Linked DNA regions of Homo sapiens: region 1 is linked to region 2. The links are chromatin loops, found by intact Hi-C in ENCODE. Cell type or tissue: PC-3. All regions are shown on one strand.

Region 1 (8,000 bases), 820 kb before region 2:
AACCTGCCGTTGAACCCTCCCAGTCATTCTGTCTGTGGGAATATTTTTCTGTAAGACAAGCCAGGGCAAGTCTACAGTGATCCCTGTAGAAGAGTTTAGGACTGACTGTAACTCGGGAAAGTTTGAACACTCAATCCGGTTCATAGTAGATAAGAGTGTCATGGCGTATGGTGGCTATTTTCTGTTTCTCTTTCCCTATAAACTGGTCATTCTTCTCCTCCCTACTTCATGCCCTGGAAGACAGCCTTTAAAAAACTTCAACCACTGGGCTCCCTTGTCCTCTGGAAAAATATTTTAGGTCAGAAACTCAAGTATTCAATTGAATTTGATAATTCTTGTCAGGGGAATATTTCACCATTAAGGCTCTAAGCTATTCTGCAGCAATACCCATAACTTGTGACTTCAGCCATCTATAGAGCGTGTGAGGTCCAATTACTGAAAGTACTAATTACCTTCATAAAATAAGTGAGGGCTGAGGGTTGGGGGTGGCTAAAGGTAGATATAATTTAGTTTCTTTCCATTGGCCCACATAAGACCTAACCTGGGAAAACATCACCTAGGCATCAGGTCTCAGTTGGTCCTAATAGTTCTTTCCTGATCCGTAATTGCTAATTCACTTAAGTAAAAAAAAAAAAAAATTTGGTCTCACAGGTGCCAACCTAAGTAAGCCATTGCTTTAGTTGGAGTGGCTGAAAAAATACAATTACATTACATTCAGGAACATTCCACTTTCTTGAAAGAATGCAATTAACATTTGGAAAATGATTTGCTGTTGGATAATCTGAGTCTGTTAGTTCTACAAAAGAACAAAAAAAGGATAATAAGCCATGTAAGTTTTTTAAAGCACAGAACTGTATCACGTAGAGACCAGGTCTTGATGCCAAAAGTAAAATCAGTGTTAGTAATAACTTTTGCTTGTTGTCACGAAAATATTCTAATGCTTCTTATTGGGATAGGCTGTGAGTACATTGTGTCTATTTGTCCACTTGATCCAAAGAAACATCCACTATTCCAGGGAACAGATTTTCTCAAACAACTTACTGGTGCTCTCTTTGGTGTTCTTATGGTAGAAGGTATTATGTATCCTTTAGCAAATATTGGTAAAGGTCTGTGTTTTATAACTTTTTCATCCATTCATAAAATAATTTGGTTTGGAGTAAGATTTAGCAATAACACATAGTTTCTGGATAATAAAGCCATTTTGGAATTGACATTCATTGAGAGGAAGCCAATATTTTAAAATAATGTTTAAACAAGTTTGCTGGCTTTATTTTTAGACTAATGTATTTATGTATGTATTAAAACTCTGCATCTCCCATTATTAAATAAATTAGGTATGAATTATGCACACTCAAATCTTTAAAGACATTTAGAGAAAAAGGGAGACTTCATTTGAGAAATGGTCATGTGGAAATATAACCACAGGTATGCTGTTTCATTGCTGGTTAATCCATGTATAAGTTTGTCTAGTCTATGCCTAGACTACCTATTTGTATTTATAAGTAAGAAGTATATACTGTTTAAAAACAAGCAAAATTAAAATCAACTTCATAAGTAGTAGGAGGAAAAGCAATAAATTTCTAATTTCTTGTAATTAGAAATGTGCAGCCAGACAGTGAAAGCCAGCCTTCCATGGCAAATTCAAGGTGTGGTTCAGGTAGGAATAATTGACTCTTCTGAAGAGCATTTCCTCCTTGCCAAATCTGACACAAATGTTCAAAGCACATGGATTAATTTCTTCATAAAGTATATTTATAGCATTATTTACACAGGGACTTATGTAGTGAAGGAACGGGGACAAGAAAACAAAGGTAGAAACCTCCATCACCTTTATTCTGCATTGCAGAAGAGACTCTTACATCTTCTTATATGTGTTTATATATGTTTGACATTATTGGTTAAGGTGTGAATACTCATATTGGGTCATTGGACTAAAAGTTGATGTCAATAATAACTGAAAAGATAACACATCATCAAACAGTGTCCAATGCACAGACTCATCTAAATATTTACTGCCATGAAGATAGGCCTGAGGAGTCTTGCCCAGATGGTCCTCGACTTAAGAAGGGGTTCTGTTCCAATAAACCCATCGTAAGTTGAAAATATCATAAGCCAAAAATGCATCTAATACACCTAACCTACCAAACACCATAGCTCAGCCTAGCCTACCTTAAACCTTCTCAGAATTAGCCTGCAGTTGGGCAAAATAACTAACATAAAGTCTATTTTATAGTTAAGTGTTGAATATCTCATGTAATCTATTGAATACGATAATGAAAGTGAAAAATAGAACTATTGAAAAGTCGAAAAATCAAAAGTTGAACTATCGTAAATTGGGCACTATCTTCTGTATTTATCTTGAAATTTCTAAGAAAGACTTCAGCAAAATAATGTGAAAGTGTTTTGAATAAAAACGGTGTTTCGATGATATTTCAAATTTGTTTTTGCTGAAGCATGTTGAAGCTAATTCCAGTCAACTTGTGATTTCATTTGCAAGTACTTTAGTATCGTGCACATCTTGTTCTGGGAGTTTAGTATCATGGCAAGATGCTCGGTATATAACTCTACTGTACTATTCTTACAGAGAGTGGTTTCGAATGCTTATGAAACATTTGACATTCCAACACGGAAGTTGGAAGAAACTGCTATTTAGCTACCATCAGAAGAGTCAGGTTTATTTTAAGAGGAAGACTAAACTTTGTAAAGTAAAAAAAAAAAAAAAAAAAAACAACAACAAAAAAAAACATACCTGCATGGGTCATAAATGACACTTATTATTACACAGACTTGTCAAGATGAGAAACACAAATCTAGTATTTTCCTATGTGTGAACTTCTACTGCTAATTTTGACTCTACCTTTTTCATTCCTGAGAAGCGTAGTGAAGACTAGCCCAGAATTTTTAAATGAAATATCACAATAGCCAATTGCCTTGTGTTAAAATATGTCCAACAAATCATTAATAATTCAGTTGAAATTTCTGAGCACTTTTGATGCAGAAAAGTGTACTAAAATCTAAAGAACAAAAATAAGCCAAATGCTTGTTTTTTAATAAGCCAAATTCATAATATAGTGGTTGTCAGAAGCATATATGGAAATTATTTTTACAATGTAGGCTTAGCTTAGTTGTATTACTCATACAGAAACAAGGTGGTAACACGCAAGATAGGATTATTGACTCTTCCTGGGAACGGGAGTCCAGGAAAATCTTCCAGGAGAGATGTCACAGTTGATTTCAAATACACAGTGCAGAACCTTTCATGTAGTATGGTAACAGAGACTAAGTGTTTATTGAATTTTTTTTCTGCAGTCATATGAAATATATAAGTTACATGTTATAACAAAGTCTATATGCAAGATTTGTCTGGTTCAAAAATTTTTTAAAAAATTTAAATTATCTTTTAGAATTTTTAATGGGTACATAGTAGGTGTATATATTTTTGGGGTACATGAGATGTTTTGATACAGGCATGCAATGTGAAATAAGCATATTTTAGGATCAATATCTTTGCAAATGGTTCAATGGAGTTTTCTCAGCATACATGATTTTAAATAAGGCTACAATCAGATGTTACTGTTAAAATTGTATAGACTTTGGGGTAACCAGTCTGGTAGACTAAAATAAATTTTAGACAGTGTTTCTAAGTACAACCAGAGAAAGTATGACTATTTTGTCAATGAAATGTTATCTGTTGATTAATTTGAAAACTCTAGGCCTGGGGGATTCTGTATTCTCATTGTGGTATCCAAGAGGCATCCTGATAAGCTTGTTTTTCTGTGCATCGGTTGTGCAGCAACACTCTTAGTTATTACATCTCCACAAGAAAGAGCCACAGCTGAACCTCATCATGGTCTGTGTTTCGTGTGTCGAATCTTGCATTGGTAACATGACGTTTATTTTTTTGGTGAGGTTTTACCTGCAATGTTAACAAGGTCAATGCATGTCAAAAGCAGTTATTTTCATTTAAGATTTATTTCCCTATGGATAGTCTTAAGATGTTCAGGTTACTAATGAGGGCATTGAAGTTAAAGCTTCACTACATTATAAGGAAAAACATAACTACCGGGAGGATAGCCATGATACATATTTTAGTCATATCAACTCTTGTAGGAAGGCAGGAGACAGAAGTGTATGGGTGTATGTGTGTGTGAGAGAGAAGGTACACACAAATGCGTAGGTATTAGTGAACACAAAAGCAACGATTGATACTTCACTTTAATCTCTTTGTCTTTGTTCAAGGTAGAGAGTTGTTGGTTTTATCTTCTCCTAACCCTAACTTTATTTTGTATAGAGTTATAATTTTACTCTATTTTATTCTGCCTGCTAAGGTTTAATGGTTTAAATCAAACCTTAGCAGACAGATTAAAACAGACAAAACTTATCTGTTTATCTCACTAGAACATACAATCCCCAGGGGACAAAAAAGTCATTTTGTGGTATTTATATCTCTTAATATACCCCTTCCTAACTTCATTCTGTGTCCTTCGTAGTCTCTTTACATGAATATTATAAACACTCAAACCATAAACAGTGTAAGTAGTGCTTCTCAAATGTTCTGTGCGCATAAATTACCAGGGGATCTTAGTAATATGTGGATTTGGATTCCATAGTTCTGCAGTGGGGCCTGTTTCTAACAAGCTTGCAGGTCACATTGATGTGGCTCATTCTGTGGATCAACTTTTGAGTAGCGAACAGGCAGCCCAACCCTGGGCTCCCCACTTTTAGCCCATTTCTAGCACAAAACTGAAATCATTTCTGAAAAAAAGGTGTAGTTGTTCGGGATAAGATGTGGATTTATTAAGCTTGAGTGTCAATATGACTTAAAATTTATTACACCAGGATTTACATATTAGTATTGTTCCCTTCAAAACAATTACCGACTATTTATTCCAGTGTGAAAACTCTACTTTCGGAATTGTCTGCAAAGACTCAAAGATCAGTACTCACTGATTCATTTGCTTATATTATGATTCAACAAATATTTACTATGTGTCTAAAACGTCCTAAGTACTATACTAGATATTTAGAGACATACTGATGAATAAGGAAAAGTTGCCCGTAAGTACTCACGGAGCTCAAAGAAGGAACAAACAGTAAACAAATAATTATGTTTCAACATAATAAATAAAGACGTATGTGCCTCAAGGCTATGTTTTCTTAAACCAAATAAAGGCCATTTGAATTTAAAATTGATGTTGAGTCTGGTAATTCCGACTGAAAATAATTGTGGCTATCAAGCAATGAAACTTTTTTTTGAAAGTCTTATAACGTGGTTCACAAGTCTAACTCTAGCACACTTAGAGTTGTGCTAGAAATGGCATTTTTGGAGTACGTGTATAGTCTCAAAATAACTTCTTTGAAGAAATCTATCTGTGAGTAGCAGCAGGATTATGGCAGAATAAACTTCATTACTTCTTATTTAAGCATAGTTATTTCACAAGCTATAGATTTGATACCTATGTGTGTCTGTATACACACGTGCACACACACACACACATGAATGAATACCCTATACCAAATTTAATAATATTTAATAGTTCACTCAGTACGTTATTGGTTTATAAAAATAAAAGACTAAACTTCATGAATTCTTAACCTATACCTCATACGTTGCTTAAAGGTGGGTAACCATATATTTTATTATCCAAACTAAGACCCTTGGAGAGTGAAAGGCAGTACTATTAACAGTTACATCAGGCACAAATGGGGACTATTCTGGGGAAACCAGAATGTAAGAGCCTCTGAAAGAAAGGCCCAAAAATACTAAATAAAAACATTCTCTGGTTTGGGTTTGGAGTGCCTGCATTTAATAATTTGTTCTTTAATTTGGCAATAATTTTTCAGAATATGGATACTGCTACCATCTGACTTAAAGGAGATATTTTTAAGGAAAATCCTAAACAGTTTTGAGAAGCTGGAATATGCTTCTTAAGGATATATCTATATATATTTGGTGATTTAAACAACACATCTGGGGGGCTCATTTGATCAGTGGATTTTTGTAATAGTAATTTGCGAACTGTTTTATGAATGCTGGGCATTATTTTATAATTTACTGCTGCATTTGGCCAGACGTTCTTGAAAAGGGCTGGGTACAGCTCTTTCATTAAATCTTGAAAAAATTATATTGAAATACATTGAAAGAAAGGAAAACGGAATAACTCACTTGGGCTTAATAGATTATTTCTATGGGTATAGAAAGAAAAAAAAATGTAGAGGACATCTTCCCGAGATACTGAATACACAATAGAAAGAATCCTGTATTTTCTACTGAAGTGGATATTTAATTTTTAATTGACAAGTTGTTTTTCTTTTGGCTCTAACTGCCCTTACCTTTCACAACCTTATGTATGATACTCATTTTTCATAAAATTGAATTTCTCTACATATTTGAATTGCCTGTTTGTCTTTTTCCACTATAAAGGGACTATAACACTTTGACAGGTTATTCCTCATTTTTTGAAAAAGTAGCACCCTTATATAGTTACTCTGTTTGAAATAAATTACATTAAATAAATGGTTAACTAAAAATAACAACACACCATTAACATCAAAAAGACTATTGATTGATTTCATTTTCTACTTCTAGTTGAAATTTTTCAGTTCAATCTTTTCTGATATTATAATTTTTTAAATACTCAGATTTGGGGGTTTTGTCTTAGCCTTTTTTATCTTTCATCTGTTCTTTCGAAATACAATTTTCTTTAACAAATCCAGATGGTCAATTCCTATTGTCTTATTTACCTAAAATTGTACTTTTCTTCCAGCTGTTCTCATCTTCAAAACTCTTCACATTTGATTTTTTAACAGTGGAATTGTATGCAGTATATAACACATTTGTATTTGAAACACAAAATACAATCATATAAACTCTCTCCATAGTATGTAATTATAGTATAGATTGTTCAGAACCTGTATTTCATAGACCGTAGTTGTAAAATCAGTTGAACATTTTTTAAAAACTTGAAATGTGTGATTAAAGTCATATTTAAAAAAAAAAATTGGAAACAGAAAAAGTAACATCCTTGTTACTGCAACTATATCTGCGACCCTCAGTTTTGTAGGATTTGAATAGGAAGGTATTTGTAATCAGTAGACTACATTATTTTTTTCATGTAACTATGAGCATTATAAATCCTCTCAAGTATTAACTGTGCTTTGACTGATTCTTTGGTTTTATTTTCAATAGCAGATTTTGATTTAAATTGTTATAAGTTAATGCAGTGGATTTTCACAATTTTTCTACTGGTCTGGCCTTTGTTGAGAGTCTTACACATCATATAAGAAGGTGACAGAACGTATTTTTAAATAAGGGCCTTAAGTATTTGAACTAGAAATACATTTTTTTACATAGAAAATTTATTTTTAAATTGTTTAAATTTTACTTTAAGTTCCAGGATACATGTGCAGAATGTGCAGGTTTGTTACATAGGTATACATGTTCCATGGTGGTTTGCTGCACCTATCAACCTGTCGTCCAGGTTTTAAGTCCTGTATGCATTAACTATTTGTCCTAATGCTCTCCCTTCCCTTGCCCCCCACCTCCCAACAGGCCCTGGTGTGTGATGTTCCCCTCCTTGTGTCCATGTGTTCTTATTGTTCAACTCCCACTTATGAGGGAGAACACGCGGTGTTTGGTTTTCTGTTCCTGTGTTAATCTGCTGAGAATGATGGCTTCCAGCTTCATCCATGTCCCTGCAAAGGACATGATCTCATTTTTTATGGCTGCATAGTATTCCATGGTGTATGTGTACCACATGTTTTTAATCCAGTCTATTATTGATGGGCATTCTGCACAGCAAAATAAACTATCATCAAAGTGAACAGGCAACCTACAGAATGGGAGAACATTTTTGCAATCTACCCATCTGACAAAGGTCTAATATCCAGAATCTACAAGGAAAAATTTTAAAGTGACTATTTTCAATGCAAAGACAGAGAAACAACTCTCAGTATTTTGTTCTTGCTGAGATATGCCCAGAAACCCCTGGGAGAAAAGA
Region 2 (8,000 bases):
CAGATATGATGAATGAGATTTTTATGCTGCATCAAAGCGCACGTCAGGTGGAGGCCTGCTGTATCATCTAGTATGGAAAAGATTAAGCCACACAACACACATCTGCTTGGTGAAACGCTGAAAAAGTTAATGGCTGTGAAAAAGAGTTTGAACCCCTAGCTGAGGTCAGAAATGGGGTGATTTAGTGACTTCAGTAAACAGACTTTCAATAGGGGTAAAATGAAGTTTGGTTTCATTTGCCCAGTACATATAGAACACCAATAAAGTTTTTGGTGCTCAAAGATAAGTTCAAAGCCACTTAAAAGTGAACTATTTGTAAAAATCAGTCAATTGTTAAATAAATCCATAATTAATCACTTCATCTTTTAATCTTATCAAACCCAGGATGTAATTTTAGAAATGGAGACCTAAAGATGAAATTACTCGGCCAACTTAGAAAAAAACATAGAAGAGACAGATGACCCTTTACCCCCGAACACTGAGCACACAAAGGTTGAACCAAACACTCTGAAACTAACAGAGCTGACTTTCATACCTTCTCTAAATTCGTATGGAAGGGAATGTGATCTTCCTATGCCAATTCATATGCAAAGTTGATTTAACTTCACAAAACTATGGCAATGAATATGCTCTTTTAAATTCATAGTTTTTGTGTATCAGGTGGGATTTGAGGTTCAGGACAAAGAAAGTCAAATCAAAAGAAGGAAATGACAGAAGTCAGTAAAAAAATCAAAATTTTGGAACTGAGAATTTGGTGAAGAGCAGGATTAAGTAAAACTAGATGCCGCTGAGAAGAAGGATTTTCTATGATTTCAAAGATGTAATGATAAAAATTCTGTCTACTTGGTAGAAAGGACTGATAACATATCTCTAGAAACACATGTATGGATGAGGGCATAGAAATATTCTTTTATGAGATGCTTTGCTGGATCTTGAGCCATAAGGTAGATCTGTTGGCTTACCATATTTACTGGAGGAATCTGATCCAGTTAACAGTGGCTGATATTTCAAAGTCATTTGTATTTCCTTATGAGTCTTGGAGAAGGAGCAAGCATGGTGTCTTTAGGGGTGTAAAAAGACCAACTTGGGGATCTGGAGCTGATCAGATTTCCTTGGCCTCCGTGGCTCCACGTTTCCTGGTGGAAAGCAGGAACGTGCGTGAGCTGCTTTGACTCCAAGTACCCCAGGAACCGTCAGTGAACCTGAAAGCCCCCACATCTGGCTATAGCTTACTCTTGTTTGCTTTCAGTTCTGCACACAGACGACCACCCTGACTGTGAATTCAGGGATGTCCCAGCCTTCTTTATGCACGGCCAGCGAGGTGCAGAATCTGAAGGCTCACCTGGTCTGAGGGTGAGGTCCACCACATTTTCAACTTGCCTTTGTTTTTGTTAGTATTACTCTTTTTGAAAGGGATTTCTGCAGGGGAAAGCATACATTCATCATCATCTCTCCTTGGCCTATTCCTTCTCCATTATGTATAAACTATGTTCCAGCAAAGAAATGGTCAGTGCTTTACAGCAATACCCCAGACACATAAAACTGAAGAACAGAAATTTCTGATTTAGATACCTCAAATAACAATTTACTTCCAAGGAGTTTCATTTAGCCTTATGATGGTTCAGTTTTTTGTTCCCCAAAAAATTTTCTACTAGGAGTATAAATTGAATAGAAAAACAGATTTCCAAAGAATCTTAGACAATGATTAAGTATAGTATACTGCACTTAAAAAACCAATATATGAGCATGAGATAAACACACACTGTAGAAAAGAACAATGACCTGAATGGTCGGGTAGTTAATAGTTAGAATAATCAGTTACTCTTTAGTTTTTCAGAAACTGATTAGTGTTTTTTTTGTTGTTGTGGATGTTGTTGTTGTCCGAGAAAGCCATCAGTTTTTGTTGTTTCTTTTGTTTTAAGAGCAAATAAACAGAACTGAGAAAAAAGTAATTAAGCAATGGTCCTTAAAAAATAAGACAATGAAATTTCTACCATTTTTTTCTTTTCTTTAAAAAACATTTTCTATGAAAACCCTGAAATTCCAAGGATATAGCATCAAAACTACTAGTAAAAGGTGAAATTTTTACTTATTAGAGTATTTTGCCTATCCTAAAACAAACTTGACATATTTGTAAATACAAATGACAGAATATTTTACATATTAAAATATAATATGTATATATAATATATAATATGTATATATTATAATACATGTAATATGTAAATATATAATACATATTTATGTGTGTATATATACATACACACATGCCTTATGCCTTTAAGTACAATATTGAATAACCAAAATTTTCTGTTGTATAAAGGAAAAGAGAGCAAAAATAGAACAACCAAATCACCAACTGCATTTTACACTTTCTTCCTTTATATTCAAAAGATGTATTAGATTAACACAAGTTGGAAAAAAATATGGGTTATATTGAGGACTCACAGTACTACTGTGTCTTTAGCCACATTTTCAGCATCTCAGTCTTCTCCCTGCTGAATAGCTCAGAAGGGCTCTGCCTCTTCTCTTTTGTTGCCCTGGTAGATCCACGGAAGTCTACCTCACTGCCTTCTACCTAAAGGGTCCCGGCTGGCAGAATTCTTCCAGAGTTTGATTACCTTATCTTTCTGGATTGTAAGTGCCTATAAGTCATACTCCAGGTGTCCTTTGATGAAAAATGCTGTTTTGTAATTGTCCAAAGGCTGGCAAGAATTTTTAACAATTGTGTATGTTCGTTATAATTAGAAAATTGGTAAGGAGAGGCAATGTTCTTCTGAGCAGACAGGACTAATTCAGAGTGCCCGGCATTCCTGGTAAAGAGCTCTTTCCACACCTAAGCATCAAAGCACTAGAGGTCTTGATCTATTAGATGTGAGCCCTGGAAAAATGCCACTTATTGGAATTTTTGTTCCAAATAACCAGAATTAAGATTAAATGGATAGGTATGGACATAAGAAAAGAAATCATGAAGGAGAATGTTGTAGTTCATCACTGATGAGGAAATCAAATGAATCTGTTTAAGATTTATATCATCACTGTGTCTGTGGTCATCAGTCAACATGGACAACATTACTCAAATGTTGTCTAAGTTTTAATTGCAGAGAATATGTGGACCAATAAGTAAAAACATGTAGACCCTATTCTTAGAAATAAGTAGGGTTGCCTGTTATTATAATCTCTTAGTAATAGAAGTTTTAGTTTTAGAATGATACTTTCTAAAATATTGATGGCAGGTGTTCTCTATTTAAAAGATTATTATGATTAATCCTTTTTTGGTCTAATTTCTCAGGCCTCAAAAGTCTTTTTAATTGAAAAGCAGGCAATGATGCACTTTACACAAGACACATCTCTAAAAACTTGTATAACTCAGAAAATGGAAAAAGGCAAATCATTATTTATTTCAGTAGCCTGTGAGCATCTTACAGAATGTGGTATGTGAAAATAACAGATCAAACTGTGACTGAATCAATAGATTTCACCTTATATTAAATTGTGTCTAATATAATATTTTTGAAAAAATTCTGGTTCTTCTCATACCTGTATCAATCTTTATTGAAAGAGTTTATACAGAGAGTTGAGAATGTGATTGACATAAAATTAGACATAACAAATGCCTGATTATTCAAAGTAAGGAAAGAAACTGATGGATTAGAAACTACAAAGCAAGCCTCGTTTTTGGATAGAAAGACACTGCAGTTCCATTTTTATTTTTATAATTTGCCTTCCTAATTAGATATTGCACTGGGTGACACTAGAAAGTGCTTTCATTTCCTGAATGGTAGAAAGTGTCATCAAGATGGTAGCAGGGAGAATGCAGATTGGGCCATTAAATGGTAGCATTTAGTCTAAATGGTTCTCCTGTACTTTGAATATCACCCATACTGAAAGCACTGACAGCATCATACTGATCAGTTTAGCTTTCCATGCCTTGGTAGTTTCAGACATTGCATGCTACACTTATGTCTGGGCTAAGATAAATGTCCGTTAAGTCTCCAGATGTTGCTACCTGTTCAACTTTTATCCATGTGCACTTATATCCATGTCTGGAAATGTTTAAATAAATGGTAAAATTTTTTTTCACTTTATTTCTGGATATCTCAGTATCCTGGAGTCCTGTCCACAGCCAATTTATATCTTTCTTGATTTTCATCATAATACTGGGAATTCTTCCTCTTACTGTGTATAATAACATCATATCATAACATTAAAAACTGTTTGTTTTCCAAGGGTAGTTTTTAAACCTCCCAATGAAGAACTGATTTTAACTGATGTGCTGATACTTCCACCTGGTGGCTGAAGTGGAGAATACACTCTTCTCATATTGAAAACTAAAGAAAATTATTCATTGGTGCTCTATAATTCAGTGACTTGAGCATTTTCCATGTGCTACCCGCAGTAAACAAAACAAGATGAGTAAAAGTCTCATTTTTGATGTAATAATAATATAATTAATTTAGAAATCACTTCAGTATACTTACTGAAAAATATATTTATATTTAGTTTTTAATAAGCGTTTTATTTTTAGAATAATTTTATATTTACAGGAAAGTTGCAGAAATAAAACAGAGTTCACGTATAAGTATAATCCAGCTTCCACTTATGCTAATAGCTTACATGACTGTGGAACATTTGTCAAAGCTAAGAACTTGACTTTGGTTACATTACTATTAAATATTTCTATTGACTACTTTCAGACCTCATTTGTATTTCACCAGTTTTTCCACCAGTTTTCCACTTTTCTGTTCCAGGATCCAGTCCAAGTTAGCACATTGCACTTTCTATGATGTCTTCTTAATCTCTTCTGGTTCATTTGTTTCAGTGTGTCAGATTTTCATACCTTTCCACAATGATTATTTTGATAGTAATAGAACAATAACATGATCAACAAGAAAGTGAATACGCTATGTGTAGGTATGAGACAATCATTATATTCTTATGTGCCGACTTTCAAGGTTTGAAAGATTTTAAGAATATTGGGGAAATGACAATGTTTGAGAATATAGACTAAAACTATGCTGAGTTCATTTAAAACTATAAATCTAGGAACAAAATCGTCTTTGTTTCTTTCTGGTTGACCTTTGGGCATCTCTAACATGGTGCTGTCATTCAACGGCTTGAATGAGTCAAGCGCTAAGTGACCAAACTGCTACTTAAAGAAAAAGGTGAATGGGAGGAAGAAGGAAACAAGTATTACATATAAGGAGATTAAAAGACAGAATGACATGTTAAAATATATATATCAACATCATTTCAGTGTCCAAATGTAGGCCTGTATTTAGGGAGACTCAATCTCTTTAGTCCCCAGTGACTTATACCTTTCCAAGTATTCAGAGTCTACACCATTTGTCTGGCAAATTATGATTTCTCACCTAGTGAGAATACATTGTTACTTTTATATTTAACTCACAAAAACTAAGTTGTCCAACCCACCCTTTTGTAATTACTTGTAAATAAGAATAACGCCTCTTAATTTTACCCTGTTATATGCTTAGCATAAATATACACAGAAAGACAAAATTATTTATTTCACTCATTCATTAATTTCATCATTCATCCCATAAATAGTTAATATACACCACGTGGAAGGCATTGCTCCAGTTGCCAGGCATGTAGAAAGAAAAATACAACAGCCCTGATCTCATGAAGCTTCACAGATTCTGAGTTGAAAATAAAAACCTTTTGATTGAACATGAAAGAAAACACCTGTCTATACCATTATCTTTCTTCTTTTCAATGCATTTGTTCTGTCACTACTTTTCATGAGAAAGCCCAAGAGTATTTAAAAAAACCTGTTTTATGATCAAATAGATAAACTTGAAATATTCAGATGTAAGACTAAATAAACTGACTACCTCTAACTATATCACATAACTCGATTTTTGAGTTATACAAGATGTGTAAAGAGATTCTGCTGTCAGAAAAGTAGAACCATTTGGTAACTAGCACTTGGCGTTTGTAGGAAAAAAAGATGGAAATGCAAAGAAAATTATGACTAAGTGTTTTGGATAAAATTAAGATTATCTAGTAATTTAGTTTATGATAAAGGAGATATTTAAATAAGGGAAGAAAGGATGAACTCATCAATACACATGGATAAAAAAATTCATTTCTTTCAGAAAAGAAGTAACAGACTTTTTCTAAACCACAAAACCTACATAAAAAGAAGTTTTTGATAAACTACATGGTTTTGAGGGGAGAGGATACCACTCAACACCTAGAAAAAAATCTGAATTTATTACTTAAATAAGAGAGAACTATGTTTTTTAGGCACCATTTCCCTGATTGCAAAGCAGGAAGCTTATTTTGTATGAGGATTTGGAAGAGGTAGAGCCAGGGACCGGCCGACTTTCAAAGTCAGGAGTTGGTGGATCTCAGCAGTGGAAATGTGCTTATTCAGGTAAGCTATTTGTTGTTTTTTCAGAAACAGGGTCTTGCTATGTTGCCCAGATGGAGTGCAGTGATGTGATCGTAGCTCACTGCAGCCTCAAGTTCCTGGGCTCAAGAGATCCTCCTGCCTCAGCCTCCCAAGTAGCTGAGACTACAGGTGTGAGGCACTACACCCTGCTCAGGTAAGTTTATTGTTGATTGGCCAGCTTTCAGAAATGTGTTCATGGAGTAAGGCTTTTGCTCACCATCTGACTTTGAAAAATAGGTGACTTCCCTGATTGATTTTCAGAAACATGATCACTGACTACAATGGCCATCAGTCTTGAAACAGATTCTACAAATAACGTAATTAAGAATGGGGAAAAGATCTGAATACATACTTAACCAAAAAAGAGATACACAATGGCAGATAAACCTAGGGGGGAAAAGACACTTAACGCTGTTAGTCATTAGAGAAGTGCAAACTAAAACTGCAATGGGATACCACTACACATGCATTACACTTGCTACAATGGAAAAGACTGATCATAATAAATAATGGAAAGGACATGGAGAAACCGGGACCCTCATAAAATGCTGGTCAGAATGTAAAATGCTACAATTGCTTTGGAAAACAATTTGGCAGTTTATTAAACAGTTAAACATATTCCTTTCATATGGTCCAGCCACTCCACTTCTAGATAGTTAACAGAGAAAACTAAAAGCATGTTTATACCCAGGCCCATACACAAATGCTTACAGCAGCTTTATTTGCAATGGCAAAAAGTGGAAACAACACAACTGTTCAAAACAAGTCTGGGTAAAAAAAGTTTGTGCTATAGCTATATGATGAAATACTACTAAACAATGAAAAGGAATGAGGTATTGATACACGCAACAAGACAGATAAATCTCAGTAGTTTAGTTGTGCTTAGTAAAAGACATAAAAGGGTGCATATTGCATGCTTCTATTTATATAAGTTTCCAGAAATGCAAACTAACTTTTAGTGACAGAAAAAGATTGACACTTCTCTGTAGACAAGTGTGGAGGGTGGTGGAAGAGATTACAAAGAAGCCTGAGAAAACTTTTGTGGTGATAGATATGTTTATCTTCTTGATTGTGATGATGGTTTTACAGGTAGATATCTATTTTAAAACTTATCAAATTGTACATAATAAATATGTGCACTTTATGTTAATTAAACATCAATAGAGATGCTAAAATTATGACCCCAATTTGATCATTACACATTGTATTCATCTATCAAAATATCACATGTATCCCATAAATATGTACAAGTACCAGATATCAATAAAAAACTATAGATGAATATATTTATAAGAATATATTGGCCAGGCACGGTGACTCACGCATGTAATCCCAGCACTTTGGGAAGCTGAGGAGGGCGGATCACCTGAGGTGGGGAGTTCAAGACCAGCCTGACCAACATGAAAAAACCCTGCCTCTACTAAAAATACAAAATTAGCGGAGTGTGGCGGTGCATGCCTGTAATCCCAGGTACTCAGGAGGCCGAGGCAGGAGAATCACTTGAACCTGGGAGGCGGAGGTTGTGGTGAGCCAAGATTGTGCCATCGTACTCCAGCCTGAGCGATAAGAGCAAAACTCTGTC

What was found. Peaks named below come from ENCODE experiments on the same cell type or tissue, not always from the same donor. Only the 100,000 strongest peaks of a DNase experiment are listed, where the experiment ranks them.
Region 1: it touches region 2 in a loop (9-fold over the local background); 6 of 110 quality-filtered maps call a loop at or near these places.

Annotation. Positions count from the first base shown.
Region 1 is chr17:71,450,601-71,458,600 of GRCh38, reverse strand. No RefSeq gene overlaps it. Among named protein-coding and RNA genes, the nearest start is that of CASC17, 250 kb to the right of the region's middle. In PC-3, no CTCF peak of the experiment used is centred here; a DNase peak (open chromatin) is centred at 3,170; H3K27ac peaks cover 2,815 bases.
Region 2 is chr17:70,633,011-70,641,010 of GRCh38, reverse strand. No RefSeq gene overlaps it. Among named protein-coding and RNA genes, the nearest start is that of KCNJ2, 470 kb to the right of the region's middle. In PC-3, a CTCF peak has its summit at 4,288 (motif pointing left); a DNase peak (open chromatin) is centred at 4,300; H3K27me3 peaks cover 5,493 bases.